Regions from separate parts of the Homo sapiens genome. Here region 2 is linked to region 1. A link is an interaction called in ENCODE POLR2A ChIA-PET data of the cell type or tissue named here. Cell type or tissue: Caco-2. All regions are shown on one strand. Each heading gives the region's core, and the rest is flanking DNA. Links, peaks and the distances in the headings are about the cores only. Region 1 has its middle 70 kb from the start of RAPH1. Region 2 has its middle 17 kb from the start of CD28.

The links. Peaks named below come from ENCODE experiments on the same cell type or tissue, not always from the same donor. Only the 100,000 strongest peaks of a DNase experiment are listed, where the experiment ranks them.
Region 2: POLR2A ChIA-PET joins it to region 1 with 7 read pairs; 4 of 35 experiments call an interaction of 5 or more read pairs at or near these places.

The regions. Positions count from the first base shown.
Region 1 is chr2:203,603,043-203,608,424 of GRCh38, reverse strand. No RefSeq gene overlaps it. Among named protein-coding and RNA genes, the nearest start is that of RAPH1, 70 kb to the right of the region's middle. In Caco-2, for the core only: no CTCF peak of the experiment used is centred there; a DNase peak (open chromatin) is centred at 2,978.
Region 2 is chr2:203,686,579-203,691,960 of GRCh38, reverse strand. No RefSeq gene overlaps it. Among named protein-coding and RNA genes, the nearest start is that of CD28, 17 kb to the left of the region's middle. In Caco-2, for the core only: no CTCF peak of the experiment used is centred there; a DNase peak (open chromatin) is centred at 3,000.

The DNA.
Region 1 (5,382 bases), core at 143-5,142:
GAGATTGTGCTGTGTCCCACTTCCCCACCAAAATGGGGAGGAGTGCTTCCCCCTTCACTTCAAGACCCAAGAGGAGGATTTAAAGGGACCATTCAGAAAGTCTCATATGTGCCCCTTGCCGTTGAAGGTCACAGGCATTGGTACCACTCACATCTGAGAAAGCAGTGGTAACTGGCAGCAGGAGAGAGGGCTTTGTCTGAGCAGTGGTACAGTGGATGGAAGTTGTGTGCATCCCAGGAATCAGAGGCAGACTCCCTAGGAGAACGCTCTGCCTGGGGTCTTATTCAAAGGGACCTGGCCGGGTGTGGTAGCTCACACCTGTAATCTCAGCAATTTGGAAGGCCAAGGCGGGTGAATCACTTGAGGTGAGGAGTTCGAGACCAGCCTGGCCAACATGGCAAAACCCTGTCTCTACTAAAAATACAAAAAATAGCCGGGCATGGTGGCGTGCACTTATAGTCCTAGCAACTGGAGAGGCTGAGGCAGGAGAATCGCGTGAATCCAGGAGACAGAGCTTGCAGTGAGCAGAGATGGTGCCACTGCACTCCAGCCTGGGTGACAGAGTGAGACTCCGTCTGGAAAAATAAAATAAAATAAAATAATTTTAAAAAGGGACCCTACCCAAGACCACGTGGGTGACAACGATAGAACCCAGCTGAGAAAGTCTGTACGGAGTGGACTGCAGGAAAGCAAGGGTCCCCCAGGACAACGGCCAGCCCAAGGAGACTGTATCAATGCTGCCATCAAGGGAGCGCACCCCTGACAGGGAGGCAGCTGCAGACTGCCGCAGCTTATGAGACAACCACGTAGGAATTCTCCGTCTCATCCCCTTACCTCTCATCCCTCTCCCTGCCCAGCCCCAGGTCAGCAACAGTAGCTATTGAGTAGGGGAAGAGGGAAACAAGAAGAAGCTGACCACACACAACCTGCCACTGGCCTACCTGGGGATGGGAAGAGCCATACCTTTAAATGAAGATTAAAATGTGACTTCTTATTTTGGACTAGACGTTTTAATTTCTGAGTGGAGATAATGAAGCTTAAAGTAACTTTGTAATTCAGAAATTCATGGGACTGCCCAAGTTTTCAGGGTTAAGGGAAATACTTTCCTTCCCTGGATACATTGTTAAAGTCAAAATTTTGAAAGACAAAAATATGGCTGCCTTTTGTTTATTTCCTATGAACCTGATTTCTTCAGTGTGCCATTTATGTGTCCTTTATTTTTATACTAAAGTTGGGAATAACCTAATTATCAATTAATAGGAAAATAATGATATGGAAGTACTATATTTAGTTTATGCTTTCAAGTACATACATATAAAGTATTAAACTTAAAATACAAAATGTCAAATTATACATAGTATGATTATCATATAAAAATGTATAGTTGGCCGGGCGCAGTGGCTCATGCCTGTAATCCCAGCACTTTGGGAGGCCGAGGTGGGAGGATAATGAGGTCAAGAGATGGAGACCATTCTGGCCAATGTGGTGAAACCCCGTCTCTACTGAAAATACAAAAATTAGCTGGGCGTGGTGGCGGGCGCCTGTAGTCCCAGCTATTAGGGAGGCTGAGGCAGGAGAATCGTTTGAACCCGGGGAGACGGAGGTTGCAGTGAGCTGCGCCATTGTACTCCAGCTTGGGTGACAGAGCGAGACTGCATCTCAAAAAACAAAAAGGGTAATTTATATGATGAGCATAATCATACACACACACAGTAAGATGACTAGAAGGAAACATATTGCAGGTTTAAAATGGTTATTTTGGGGTGGTATGAAGCAGGAATTTTTATTTTCTTCTACGTATTCCTCTGTATTTTTCAGCTTTGTCTTCCTTTTTTTCCTGCCTTTTTCATCCCTATCCCTCAGTCACACAGGGGGCTGTCCAGTGGCATTGCTTAACCATTGGCAGCCAAGAAGTCAACTGCTTTGGGAGGCTGAGGCGAGTGATCGCCTAAGGTCAGGAGTTCAAGACCAGCCTGACCAACATGGAGAAATCCTGTCTCTACTAAAAATACAAAAAATTAGCCAGGCACGGTGGTGGGTCCCTGTAATCACAGCTACTCAGGAGGCTGGGGCGGAAGAATCACTTGAACCCAGGAGGTGGAGGTTGCAGTGAGCCAAAATCATGCATTGCACTCCAGCCTGGGTGACAAGAGTGAAACTCCATCTCAAAACAAACAAAAAAGAAGTCAACTGATGTCCCAAGCATGGGCCACTTCCCCACAGGTTCTCTCCAATGTTCAATGTTTCACAAACTGTTTTCGGCACACCTTTAATTCCAAGACATGCAATGCACATTAGAACATTAAATATTTTGAAATATCCTGCAAAAAAAAAAAAAACCCCTTGAAATTTGTTTAACCCAGGACTTTTCATATCTTTTTTTTTTTTGACCATACACAATGGCTAAAACAAAACAGAACAGAATGAAAATATTAGCAGTTTAAGCAACTTGAGTTTGGGGGAATCCTGTTTGGGAAATGCCACCCTGATTTGTAGCTCATCAAGGCAACAATGATTTCAGCTGGGAGATTATTGCTAAGGTACTAGGTGGCTCTGGGAGGTCACTTCGTTCTTTTCAGCAAGTCTTCCAGACATAAATCTTGCTTCTTTGTCCATTAAGAGAAAATAGGAGAAACCAACTACTGCTATCCAAAAAGCCTCATCCCACCCATTTTAGCCAAAGACAGATGAAATGAAGCAAAAATAGGCCTATGATTGATGGACACATCAAAGTCAAAGGATTTTTAGAAGCAAAATTACTGTTTGAAGAGTTTTTCTGGACTTTATTACTTTTTATCTCAATGCTTTGTCATGTTGAGTGTGATTTCTTCACTATGTCTCTTTTAGATATCACTATTTATCTTATTGAAGTCCAAAGTTGGATTGCCTTAAATAAACCCTGTAACTGCTATAAACCTAGCACCACAGCCAGGAAAACCAAGTTGTGTAACAGGAAGGAAAATGATTATCCAACCCTATAAGTTCAGGCACGGGGATCTCCCTTTTCCTTACAGTTGCCTGGAAGTGATGAATCCCTAAGTCTTTCTCATTGTTAAGTCCCCAGTAAGATGTCTCCAAGGCCAAAGTACCTGCAGCAGTGTGAAAAATTTTCAGAGCCACCAATAAAGAAGGGAATCTGTATTAGGTCTAGAGTTTCTAGGGTACCTGCTGGGTCTTTTTCTTTTTACCAATTTCCCACAAAGATTTCACCCAGCAATGTGAGGTCCTCTGCAGGAATTTACAGATCACTTGGGACTTCATCACACACACCTATACTTTATCATTCTGAATACACAACTTCATTCCTCCTGATCACAGACAGACCAAGCTCTGTATTTCCTGACACATTAAAAAGGTTGTATTTTTTAAGTTTTTCTTCTTTTTTTTTTTTTTGAGACAGAGTCTCGCTCTGCCACCCAGGCTGGAGTGCAGTGGCGCGACCTCGGCTCACTGCAAGCTCCGCCTCCCGGGTTCACGCCATTCTCCTGCCTCAGCCTACCGAGTAGCTGGGACTACTAGGTGCCTGCCACCACGCCGGGCTAATTTTTTTTTTTTTTTGTATTTTTAGTAGAGACGGGGTTGCACCGTGTTAGCCAGGATGGTCTCCATCTCCTGACCTCGTGATCTGCCCGCCTTGGCCTCCCAAAGTGCTGGGATTACAGGTGTGAGCCACCGCGCCCGGCCAGATTTGTTTGTTTTCTGGAGGAGAGACATAATTTCACTGTATAGTGCTTAAAACCTTCTTATAGAAGTGTGATATTTATTGTATCCAATTTTATGTTTCTCAATACAATCATGCATTTTTTAACGATGGGGAAACATTCTGAGAAATTGTCATTAGGAGATGTTGTCGTTGTGTGAACATCATAGAATGTACTTACACAAACCTAGATGGTGTAGCCTACTACACACCTAAACTACAGGGTCTAGCTATTGCTTCTAGGCTAGAAACCTGTGTAAAACGTTACTGTTCTGTATACTGTAGGCCATTGTAACACAATGGTAAGTATTTGCCCATCTAAACGTATCTAAACACAGAAAAGGTACAGTAAAACTACAGTATTGTAATCTTATGGGACCACCGTAATACATGCAGTCCATCCTTGACCAAAATGTTATTACGCGGCACACAACTGTACTAATCTCCTAAAACACTGGCTTTAATCTCCACGTTCCCACTTTTGAAACAGCAGGGAAAGTCCCAAGTGATAAGCATTAGCAGATAAATGCTTACGTCCAGAGGGAACTGCAGACACTTTTAAGACCAGCTGGAAATCATTTTTTTAATGTGTGGGAAGTGTTTCCTTTTATAATCTATATTTCATTTAGAGCCATGTGACTGATAGTGGCAAGACATTTGTGGTTAAAACACAATAAATGAGCAATAGAATACTTGACCAGAGGGAAAAAAGATGTTATACTAGAAAAAAACATGAAAGGCATAAATAATATATTGAGAAGGTCACTCAATGTGAGCCACTAAGCTACCCAGTGTTATTGACATCATGCATTATGTATGGACCTATTTTACAAACCATTGTTCTTCTCCCTCCCGAATGTACTGTGAACGAATGACAGGGAGCCCATGCTATTCCTCTTGTGCTATTCTGGTTGAATCTGAGGTTTGGTAATTTTCCTAGCGGAAAAAAAAAATCAAATTCATAAAAAATGTTCTCTGACTACCTGGCAGAAGGCCTGAGACCATATTCAGGATGTGATACAACACAATTATTTGATTGCTTTCTTTTTCAACACACATTGGAGCTCTCCAAAATTAGTTTTGCCTCCATTCCAAACTCTGTTGGCACGGCTCTTTCCCAGGTCCTCTGATGAAGTGAAAGTATCTACTGCTGATGTGTTATCCAAGGAAATAGATGATACTAGTGAAAAGATTCAAATGGAAATTAATATGGATGTCGTGTAGGAACCTACCTTGGTGGAAAGGCTCAAAGCCTCAAAACTAAATATGCTCGAATTGCATGATTTCGTAAATCAATATAAAAGACACCACAAAAAGCAACGTGAAAGAGACAGGTAAGTGAACACACTTAGGATAGGATGCAACGGGTGGAAAGACCCCACTACCTGAGTCTTGGCAGGGTCAGTGCATGTGTCTCCTATCTCTCTCTGCCACATCAGCCTCCCCTACTGACGTGTGGTTATGAGGGCCAGAAATAAAGTGATGAGGTTGCAGCAAGGGGTTCCCAGAGAGAAGGTGCCCTGGGCCAGTGACACACTTGCTCTATCAAAGGGGTCCAGGGGCAAGTAGGCTTGACCACAGCTATAGCTTCCCAATTAGCCTGCTGAGCACCTCTGGGTTTTATGTGCATTTCTTGGGCACAAACATGTGGGATCAGAATGGGTATCACCATTGGATGGGCA
Region 2 (5,382 bases), core at 61-5,060, 84 kb before region 1:
ATCAAGCATTTGTTAGATGCTAGATATAGCACAAAGCTAAAAGCATCCCAGGTTTTTAAGCCTTAATTTTTCCTTTAAGTTTTAGAAAAAGCAGTAATTTTCTTTCTCCCTAAGTGACTATACTTCCATATCTTAATATATACACACACACAAAGCCTTTATTAACCTCTCATAGGTACAGGCGATAAAACTGAAGACTGTGTGCTTTCTCCTAGAAATATTGGAGGAAAAATAAAGGAACTTGGGGAGAAAAAAATACCTGAATCTGAGATGTTGCAAGATATCCAATAGTAAGGTAAAGAGCAAAAGTAAAGAGGCTACAGCCCAAGACAAGGTCCAAACAAATCTAATATTTGTCTGAGAATCCATCCAGAAACACCCATTAACACCGCAGTGCATATGATGTCATGTATACATTATCTTGAGGAAAATTCCAGGCTAAACTTGTTCTTACAGAATTTAGCTTCCATTATATTACAGATGGCTCAGATTTGGAATGACTGGTACTTGGCTCATCATTCTCTTCATTGAGGGGCCAGAATCAATAGTGGAAACACAAGGAAATCTCATCCCTTTCAGGAATCTAATCTAGGTTGACCTCTTGCACTGTTGTTCATTGTATGAAATTCACCCAGCTTTGCTATGTCAGATTGTTATAGAACTCTTCTGGAAAATTGGAATTGTGTAACTGGCCTCTAGGCAGAAAAAAATGAGAGTAGGAAGGCCTATAATGGCCTTGAAACTGCACTTGCTTACCTAAAAACCTGTGTTCAGTGACTATGACACAGCAGGTGTTGCTCTACACCATGATGCCAGGAGAGACTAAGGCAGTAAGAAGGCCCTAATTTGCCTGAAGAGGCTTCTCTGGCCAGAGGTGCTGAGTTGGAGGATAACGAAAACTGGCCAGATCAGCATGGCGAAGAGAGGGCCTTCCCTTCCAAGTAAAGTATACACTACTTGGAAAAGTTTTAAAGTGCATGGCTTGCTAAGGGAACCAACCACAAGGAGCTCAGTGTGGCTGGAACAGAAAGGACACTGAGGAAGGGCCCAGGAGGTGACAGGTAGTTGAGGCCAGTGACAAAGGACCTTTTATGCCTTGCTAAGCAGTTTGCTCTTCGTACTGAGAGCAATGAGGAACCCTCACGATATGGGTCAGCACACAGGTCTGGGTTGCCAGGACAGATCTAAGAGGCAGCAGCATATGAAAGCCAGGATTTCAAATAGGTTGAATCTCTTACAGCAGCTCCAACAGATTGAAATCAGCTGTCTGACTCACTGTGTTGAACAGGACTTCTGAAACTTCATATCAGTTCAATGGGAGCATAGGAAGGGGAGGAGGCGCATAGGAGATGGTACTCCTGGGACTCCCAGGTCAGGGTGAGAATAAAGCCATGAACCCAGATCAGATTGCAGGCAGCTCTTCCCCACCTGTCCCTTAAATCTTGGCATTTTTCCATTGTTGGAGTTCGAGGTGGCTAATAAATTACTCCTTCCTACTTGCTAATTCAGTTCTAAATCCTATAAGACAGACCAAGAAAGACAAAGGAGTCAGGCAGACAGAGAGGAAAATATCGCTGATAGAGGGCTACCCGAGAACGTGGCTGAGCCGTGCAGTCACAACAAGCACCCCAGAATTATTAGGCAGACCTACCCACCCATCACAGTTCTTGCCCAGAAACCACAGGTCCCACCTCCAGGGAGAGAGTCTTTACCACTAAGCTACCACATGGCCCAGAGCAGGACACTTGCTTTCTGCAGGGAGGCAGGTCCCCAAGGTGGGAGCAGGTGGCAGCAGGAGGCAGAGGGAGAAAGACTGAAGACATAAGCAGTAGAGGATAATTTGCAGGAGAAAAAAACGAGGCAATGAGAAATGGCCCTAGGACGCCAGATAATACTTTAGCATTCATTAAACAGGAGCAAGCTTCCTTTGAGACTATCACACTTGTCTAGGAAAACAGAAGTTATAGCAGTTATACATTAACTAGCGTTGATCAGGCACTTTTCAATTCACACATGTTATCTCACAGAACTACTGTATAGGAGTAATTATTATTATTCCATTTGATAGATGGAAAGATCTAGTAAGTAGCAGAAAAGGATTCAAACACAATCCTTCCAGTCTAAGATTGTAATCTTGGAAAAGCTGATGGATTCTTTGACTCTGGCTTCTTGCTCTTTGCGATTAAACCATCACTTCAGAATGAGCTTCCGCCAGACTGTGTGAATGAGTGAAAGGGGCATTATCAGAAACCATCGTTCGGTTTGTGTGGTGGAGGGTGGGAAGTGGAGGATGGGGGTGAGTGAATGGCCTCATTTGCCACCAGTGTATGTGTTCCCTTTTCTCTGCCACTTTGCCAACATCTGTTATTTTTTGACTTGTTAATAATAGCCATTTTGACTGATGTGAGATGGCATCTCATAGTGGTTTGATTTGCATTTCTCTGATGATTAGGGATGTTGAGGATTTTTTATATGCTTGTTTGCTGCATGTACGTCTTCTTTTGAGAAGTCTCTGTCCTTTGCCCAATTTGTAATGGGGTTGTTTCTTTTTTGCTTGTTGAATTATTTAAGTTCCTTATAGATTCTGGGCATTAGACCTTTGTCAGATGCAGTTTCTGAGTTTTTCTAGTTTTAAATTGTCTTGTGATACTAAGAAGAATTTTTATTTGATTAACTGGAGACAGACCCTGCTTGCAAGTTCAATTTCTAAAATACCTGAAGAAATGAACAAACATTTCTTCTTCCCTCTCTCTTTCCTCCCTTCAAGCTGCAGAAATAGAAGCATTTTAATTTCAGCAGAAGGGAGTGAAGGTGGAGTGTTTACTCTGGGTCCACCCTCAGACATTTGGGAAACAAGGCTAACTTCTCAGGGCTTGCTGGTGATGCTGTGTCTCTATTGAGAAATTCGGACTTCCTAAAAATAGCAACCATAAGGTGCTGAGCAATGAGGGGTGGCAGACAGGCTAGTGATTTGCATTCCGCTTGCAGATGTTGTCCCAGAGGACTCTGAGGCTACCGCCCAAGGGAATAGGGAGGGCTCTGGCTGGCTGAATGGACTTTCTCCAGGTCCTAGAGGTCAGAGTTTCGAGAAAATTATGTCCATTCTTTTCCCAGATCTCTACTTAGGGAAGGTTTATGGAAATGCACAATATGTACCCAAGATTGTGGGTTTGTTCTCGCAGATCTCTCTCTAAGCTCTCTAGATCTATTACTGTCTTTTTATTTCTCAGAAATTCAGTCTACAAGCTGGACAAAGTTATGTATGTGTTTCTGTGCAAGCATGAGGTTAAGTACTTATTGCCTTTTCCCTTTTTCTACTCAGTCAGTATGCAAAAAAAGTCTCATATGAAAGTGGATATGCGGGCATTTTGTCCCCAACATTCCTCTTACATCCACCTGGCAAGACTATGTCCAATAAGTCTGACAGCTCTTAACCTTTTTTGTGTCAGGGACCCCTTTGGTGGTCTGGAAGCCTAAAGACCCCTTCTCACAATCATGTTTTGAAATGCATAAAATAAAATACATTGGATTGCAAAGAAAACTGAAAGTTTTGAAATGTAGTTTTCAAATATTTTTTTAAAAACAAATGTTCATGATATAGTAATAAATATGCTTCATTAACATATTAAATCTAGCTATGGTATGATAACTACCATAATTTTTTTTTTTTGAGACAGAGTCTCGCTCTGTTGCCCAGGCTGGAGTACAGTGGCACAATCTCGGCTCACTGCAAGCTCCACCACCCAGGTTCATGCCATTCTCCTGCCTCAGCCTCCCAAGTAGCTGGGACAACAGGCCCCGCCACCACGCCGAGCTAATTTTTTGTATTTTTAGTAGAGACGGGGTATCACCATAGCCAGGATGGTCTCAATCTCCTGACCTCATGAGCCACCCGCCTCGGCCTCCCAAAGTGCTGGGATTACAGACGTGAGCCACCGCATCCAGCCGATAACTACCATAATTTTGAAGTAGTGGTAAGCATAAGTAATATTTTGAGATACTTGGAACAACTATAATGTGACATGAAAATATCTGTGATTCTATTGATGACAAAGTGACAAGTACTGCAAAAAATACTGTGGTTTGTTACTTAAATATATCATTGAAATGTTAAATTTCAGTTGGAGAGGATAATGAAAAGGAAGGTATAATTTTTTTCTCAACCAAGTTTACATTGGACACCTAGTTAAGAACCCCTGAATACATTAGTATATCCGGTTCCCATCAGCATCTCATCTACCCACACATGGATGGCACACACACATACACACTCACAAACACACACACGCACACTACTGCATTCCCTATGGTCTCAATACTGGAATCTGGCAGCATTTTAATGACAACCATAAAGGACACTTCCCAGATGGTTTATGCAGTGAAAGATCAAGGAGCAGAAAGGGCAAATAACATTGTAGACCTCAGTAGCAGAATTCTCTGTAGCCTCCAGTTCCAAATACTAGTTGGGTGTGGATGGCCGCTCCCAACCATGGTTTTCTCCTTTCCTCATGATACCTGGACCAGAATGATAAGCTCTGCAGTTTCACATGTACTTGTTTTACTCCCACATTTTAGATAAAGTCCAACATTCCATTCTACTTACTATTACTCAGCAAGGTAGAACATGTAGTATCTGAGATTACATGTGCAGTGGGAGGACCACACTCAAGCTCAGACCTCTTGCTGTGGATAATGATGTAAAGCTTCCTGAGCGCTCTGCAAACAGTCAACATCTACCATTTGATATACTGTCCTTGACAATAGATCCAAAAATCCTTAGAGGACTTCTGCCAGTTAGGACACACTCACCCCCTCACTCACTCTGCTATAGACTCATGGGCATTGTTCTCTAGCCTCTAAAACACCAATTTATTTTAGGCCTGAGGTCTTTAACATGAGTTTTTTTCCTCTAAAATGTTCTTCCCCTTTACTCATCCCAGGCCTTTTCCTTCCTCCTGACAGTTATTTCTCACCCCCTATGTACTTCCATTTCATCCTTACCTCAATATCTAGTTTATTTTTCATAACTGGCCACATAAAACATAATTATTTTATGTATTTTGTTTATTTGTCTGACTCTTCCATTAAAGGCTGAACTTTTTTTTTTTTTTTCTTGAGACAGAGTCTCACTCTGTTGCCCAGGTTGGAGTGCAGTGGCGCAATCTCAGCTCATTGCAACCTCTACCTCCTTGGTTCAAGTGATTCTCATGCCTCAGCCTCTCGAATATCTGGGATTACAGGAGTGTGCCACCACGCCTGGTTAATTTTTGTATTTTTCAGTAGAGATGGGGTTTCAGTATGTTGGCCAGGCTGGTCTCAAGCTCCTGGCCTTATGTGATCCACCCGCCTTGGCTTCCCAAAGTGTTGGGATTACAGGCACGA